2 separate regions of the Homo sapiens genome follow, and region 2 is linked to region 1. Evidence: chromatin loops called from intact Hi-C (ENCODE). Cell type or tissue: dorsolateral prefrontal cortex. All regions are shown on one strand. Links, peaks and the distances in the headings refer to the core of each region. The heading gives the core; the rest is flanking DNA.

The links. Hi-C counts contacts between places; a loop is a spot of excess contacts. Peaks named below come from ENCODE experiments on the same cell type or tissue, not always from the same donor. Only the 100,000 strongest peaks of a DNase experiment are listed, where the experiment ranks them.
Region 2: a loop joins it to region 1, with 5 times the contacts of the local background. A loop is called at or near these places in 2 of 110 quality-filtered maps.

The regions. Positions count from the first base shown.
Region 1 is chr6:159,123,936-159,126,727 of GRCh38, forward strand. No RefSeq gene overlaps it. Among named protein-coding and RNA genes, the nearest start is that of FNDC1, 44 kb to the right of the region's middle. RefSeq lists an enhancer at 822-2,792. In dorsolateral prefrontal cortex, for the core only: CTCF peaks have their summits at 1,247 and 1,447; a DNase peak (open chromatin) is centred at 2,246; H3K4me3 peaks cover 637 bases; H3K27ac peaks cover 1,672 bases.
Region 2 is chr6:158,751,115-158,754,145 of GRCh38, forward strand. It overlaps SYTL3 (synaptotagmin like 3), which reads left to right. Exons shown (of 18, transcript NM_001242394.2): 13 at 814-916. Among named protein-coding and RNA genes, the nearest start is that of MIR3918, 12 kb to the right of the region's middle. In dorsolateral prefrontal cortex, for the core only: a CTCF peak has its summit at 1,651; a DNase peak (open chromatin) is centred at 1,657; H3K4me3 peaks cover 893 bases; H3K27ac peaks cover 330 bases.

The sequences.
Region 1 (2,792 bases), core at 276-2,775:
AATCATGGTGGAAAGTGAAAGACATGTCTCACATGGCAGCAGGCAAGAGAAAAGAGCTTGTGCAGGGAAACTCCCTTTATAAAACCATCGGATCTCATGAGACTTATTCACTATCATGAGAATAACACAGGAAAGACCCTCTCCATGATTCAGTTACCTCCCACCGGCTCCCTCACACAACATGTGGGAATTGTGGGAGCTACAGTTCAAGATGAGATCTGGGGGGTGGACACAGCCAAACCATATCAGGCTGATTTCTACAATATTTGACTAAAAACTTTTTAATGTATGTAGTTCATATAATTAATTTTCTGCTAAAGAACTTCTAGAAGACAAAATAAAAACCTTTCTTTATGCATTTAAACAGAAAATGGCATAACCTACAGATAGCATTTACTCAGAGGGCGGTTAATCATTTTTTACAAACATGCAGAGTTTGGTAATAATGGCAAGGAAATCTCCTCTCCTCAGCCCACTCCCCAGGATGCAGGACACTCACAATTACTTTAAAATTATGTTTTTGAAGATGTTTCTTCTGTTCCATGTTTCCTGAAGGGGTATTCTTATCTGTTGTCTTATTTCTATTTTTGACTCTAAAATTAATCTTCGGTATTATCACTTTGAGTAGACATTATTATAAAAAGTAAACAGATACTTATCTATATTATCAAAAGTATAATTTGCTACATAATTTATTTATATTTAAATAGAATGTTTTATATTTACATTATAAAAATTAACTATGATTAGTAGAGAATATTTGAAAAATGTAGAAAAATAGAGGCAGATAGATAAATGCTGGTCATATTTTGGTATATTTCTTGTCTGATCCTTTTCAATGCATTTTTACATAGTTGTGATTCTTTTAAAGACACAATTTTGTTTCCTGGTTTTTTTCAGTTAAGATAAAATAGCATACACATTTCCATATTCATCACAAGTTTTTTATGGTTTTGTTATTATGTATTTTTTAATGTTATGGATGCACTGTAATTTAATCTGCCCACATAATTTTAAGGAATTAGATGGTTTCATATTTTTAACAATCATAAACAATGCTATAATAAATATGTTTGTAGGTACTTTTATAATATTTAGGATTATTAGCTTAGAACAAATTACTAGAAGTGTATTTCTGTACTAAAGCTTCTGATGATTTGAAACCTATTTATGCATGTTACCACTACAAAAGGATTGCACCTATTCATTCCCCATCTAGTGTTGTTTAAGTGTGCCCACTTGCCCTGTGCTCGCCAGCAGAGGGGGTGCTCATATTTAAAAATCTTTATTAATTTGATAGGGGAAAATTTTTTACCTTATAACTTGCTTCTATAAACATTATTGTAAGATCGAACATTATACAAATGTTTGTTAACCAGATGTATGTATTTCTTCTTTAATGATTTTTCTATTCGTGCTGCTATTGCAGGCATTTAAATGAAGGACTGTTTAGGTGAATGGCAGGAAAGTGGCATCTGACAGTCAGCCTGATGTGGTTTTCCCTCGGTGCCATGGAAATACTCATGGTGACGCAGAAAATTATGAAAATTAATAGCACCACCAAAAATTAGTACTAGGAGGGAAACTATTGCTGAACAGGGAAGAACATTCCAGAGCACAAATGTCTCCTCTTTTTATTTTGCTCCAAAAAAAATTTGTTAAGCAATATATCCATAATCCATATCATGATTCAAAAATACAGAGAACATCTGTACATTATTTAATAAAAGTACAATATTATTTTTCCTTTACAAAGAGAACACAAGTAATAATTCCTTGAAAGTAAAATGTAACATTCATCTTAAAGCTGCATCAACTTTTTGGATGAAATGTGGTTAAAATGAATACCATAAAATACATAGGAAGAAAGAAACATCAGTAAAACTCTCCTCTGAATGGCAATAGTTATCTTACATTTCCCCTGCCTTAAAATCCCACTTGGCACACATAATGAAGGCTAATCACTGTTGACTAAAAATTAGGAAATTAAGGAAAACCTTAAGCCTTCAATGCCCATAATAAATGTGCCTCATTGTTTTATTCTAAACCATGATGACCTAACCTAGGACAGGGCAGACCGCTGGTTCTGTGGTCATGTGGGAAGCTGCTCTGGGCCAACATTATTGCTCAGAGCAGCCCCTGCCAGGGCTCCTGATGACATGTCAGGAGGCCAAGTGCAGTGGGGATATTGAACAGGAGACAAGCTGTCTGCTGTCCCCATCCATCCCAGCAAGCCCTCCCACTGTTGCTGTCTGTACAGCTGCTTTCGCTGTCCCAGGCAGACTGGAAGACACCCAGCCCCCGTGGCCCTGGCCAATCAATACCGGTCTTATGTCCACTTGTCCAGGGGCTCTGCCTAGCACGAGATGGACAGTCAGCTGCTGCTCAGACAGCCATGAGTCTCCCTGCTTGGCATCTGTGTTCCAGGCAGCAGCACCATGAGCATATTCACAGATACTGGGGTCTCAGTTTAACCAACTCTTTTTTTTTCTTCAATGCAGCGTGCTTCCTCGTATAGGAAAACCGGAGGATTTCCTCAAATTGCTGAGTGATAATGTAGCACTGAGACCAGGGAAAATGATTTTGCTTCTCCTCTGAGTAAAACACTGCTTTCCTTACAGGTAAATCACACAGCCATGGAGGCACCCACATCTTTGGCTCAGATGAAGCTGCCAGAGTGACCCACTGGGTCCAGCGCAGATGCCCTCAATTCAAGAGATGGGTCTGGAGCTGGGCAGGTGTGGAGGGGGGTCTGGTCCAAGACTAAGTCCCTGAATCACCCCTGGGAAGAG
Region 2 (3,031 bases), core at 305-2,804, 370 kb before region 1:
TTTTCACAAAAAGCTTAACCTAGGGGGAAGAAGAGACCCAAGACTGGGGCTAAAGAAGGGCACAGATAGAGGAGGCTCACTGTGATTTTTTACTTTGGAAAGTAGAGCCTGTTTCTAGCCTGTGGAGAGGGGGCTTGGGCTGCTGCTGGTTGGGGGGTCATTGCCATCACTGGGGCTGCCAGAGGAGCCATGAAGGGCAGCGTAGGGGCCTGTATGGAGGGGTCAGCCTAGAACAGGACAGGACATGTCTTCCTCTCCGCCTGGATTTCAGGGGCTGGGTGAGTGCAGATGGAGACATCTGTCATGCTGCGTGCGACCTCTAGACTCAGCAGAATCCCACTTCTCAGCGGTTGGGAGGAGCAGAGTCTTTGAGGCCCCTGCAAGGAAACAGCACAGTGCGAGGCATATGCTTTCTACTTCCACTTTTTTTTCTTTTGCAGGTGGTGGGTGGCAGAAGGGACGGGAATCCGGCTCATGGCCTTGACATCCAGGCAGGCGAGAGAATCTCTAGTTCCATGGTCTTCGCCAAATGGAGTAGGGCCTGAGGAAGGCAGGACGAGCTTCACACCCCCAGGAATATTCCAGAGGGTTATGTGGCTAGCATTTGACCATAGACTGCATGGATCAGAAGCTGCCCACCCAGCACTAACGTTGCTCACTATTAGGCTATTAAGTCCTTTCTATCAACCCAAAAATTCCAGCAGGAAGCCTGGTAAAGAAAACGCTGGCATGTGGGTTCTCTGCTGCCCCCAAACTCTTTATCCACCCCTTTCCCTGAGTTCTCACTCTGTCCCCGCTGTGTTTGGCCCCTAGGTATGTGAAGACCTACCTGTTGCCCGACAGATCCTCCCAGGGAAAGCGCAAGACTGGAGTCCAAAGGAACACCGTGGACCCGACCTTTCAGGAGACCTTGAAGGTACTTGCTGGACAGATATTCCTGTGCAGAGTCCTCCCGAGCCCGGGTGGAGCGCCTGGGGCAGAGTCCAGTGGATGGTGCTTTCAAACTCTTGACTCAGTTAGATATAATACAGACACCTATATGTTTCTTCGCAGCTCTGTCAATCAGTGTTAAGTTGGTAGAAAATAAATGTCAGCCTTTGTACAGGAAAAGTGCAGAGTCTGCCAGACTCAGGAATGGCTTTTGATTAATGATTTCTGAGAAGATGGTGAAAAAGAACCTGGCTGCCTCTTTGTCTCGGGCTAACACCGGGGCACAGGATAATTTTAAACATTAGTTTGTCTTAGTGAATGTTTCTGTCAAAGAGGTGCTCTCAGACAGAGTGCCCTGAAAATTAAACTCCTGAGTTACTGTCTTTGTAAAAGTGCCCCTTTATTGTATTTCTGACAAACTCAGGTTTCTTCTAATTTTATTTTTTTTAAATGAATCCTTTTATGAAAAATCTTACAAAGGAATTGTTTGGGTTTTCACTTTCTATGATACTAGGAAATGTGATTGATGGTTGAGGGCAGAGATGGGGCCATGCGCTCTGATGTCGGGTGGAAGGCTGCAGCTGAGGTCTGGTATCTGCAGAGAGCTGGCTGTGGTGGCCCCAATCTTGGTGCAGGGTGAGGGGGGTAGCCCAGAGCTGCAGAGGCTACCCTGCCGGGGCTGGGCAGCCAGAGGTCCCCTCGTCTCATGCCTATGACAGGAGAGGGCTTTGTTTGCCTTTCTTGGCAAGTAGGGGGTGTCTGTGAGCTGCCAGCCAGGGGCCATCTGGGCAGCTGGCACAGAGCCCTGAGTTCATTAAATAATAATAGCCCTTGTTTCCTGGGTCCCTACTGTGGCCAAGTGCTTTATATACAGCCTGGGGTAATTATTAGAATCCTCATTTACCCACGGGGAAACTGAGACCTAGAGAGTCCTTAGAAATACAGCTCAAAGCCACAAAGGACTGGCAGTTCTCAAAATTTGTGTGCGTAAAATCCCATGGGGATTTACATTTTTAAAACATTTCTTCTTTTCTTTTTTTTTTTTTTTTTTTTGAGATGGAGTTTCACTCTTGGTCGCCCAGGCTGGAGTGCAGTGACATGATCTTGGCTCACTGCAACCTCCACCTCCCAGGTTCAAGCGATTCTCCTGCCTCAGCCTCCTGAGTAGCTGGGATTAAAGGTACCCACCACGATGGCCAGCAAATTTTTTGTGTTTTTAGTACAGATGGGGTTTCACCATGTTGACCAGGCTGGTCTTGAACTCCTGACCCCAGGTAATCTGCCCACCCCGGCCTCCCAAATGCTGAGATTACAGGCTTGAGCCACCACGCCAGGCCTAAATTTCTTATTTTCTAAGATGCCCCTGTACTTAGAACTGGGGATTTTTTTAAAATGCAGATTCTGGGCCGGGCGCGGTGGCTCACGCCTGTAATCCCAGCACCTTGGGAGGCTGAGGCGGGTGGATCATGAGGTCAGGAGATCGAGACCATCCTGGCTAACATGGTGAAACCCCGTCTCTACTAAAAATACAAAAAATTAGCCGGGCGTGGTGGCGGGCGCCTGTAGTCCCAGCTACTTGGGAGACTGAGGCAGGAGAATGGCGTGAACCCGGGAGGCAGAGCTTGCAGTGAGCCGAGATAGCGCCACTACACTCCAGCCTGGGTGACAGAGCGAGACTCCGTCTCAAAAAAAAAAAAAAAAATGTAGTTATATAATTGGAGTTAAAAGGTTACCTACCTTAAAATGTACACAGAATCTCAAAGATATCACTTAAAATTTTTATCCATGGGTCTTATCTAGTATATTGTGAATATTTTATAGTCCTGGGAAACTTTCCAGTTACAATTAAAATAATCGGCATCTCTAATTGATCCTAAATGCAAAATAACCCAACACCGGCCAGCCTCATCCTTAATAGAAATATGCATAAGATGCGAAGGATGGGAAGCCGGGGAGGCCGATCCAGCATTAAAAGTCTCGCTAGAAGCCAGTATTTCCAATCACAATCACACCTTTGTGCAGCACCCAGGCTTTGTGCGACCTGAGGTGAGCCATCAGAGTACGATTCAGGTGGATGAGGCTGTGAGAACTGTCTCCAGCC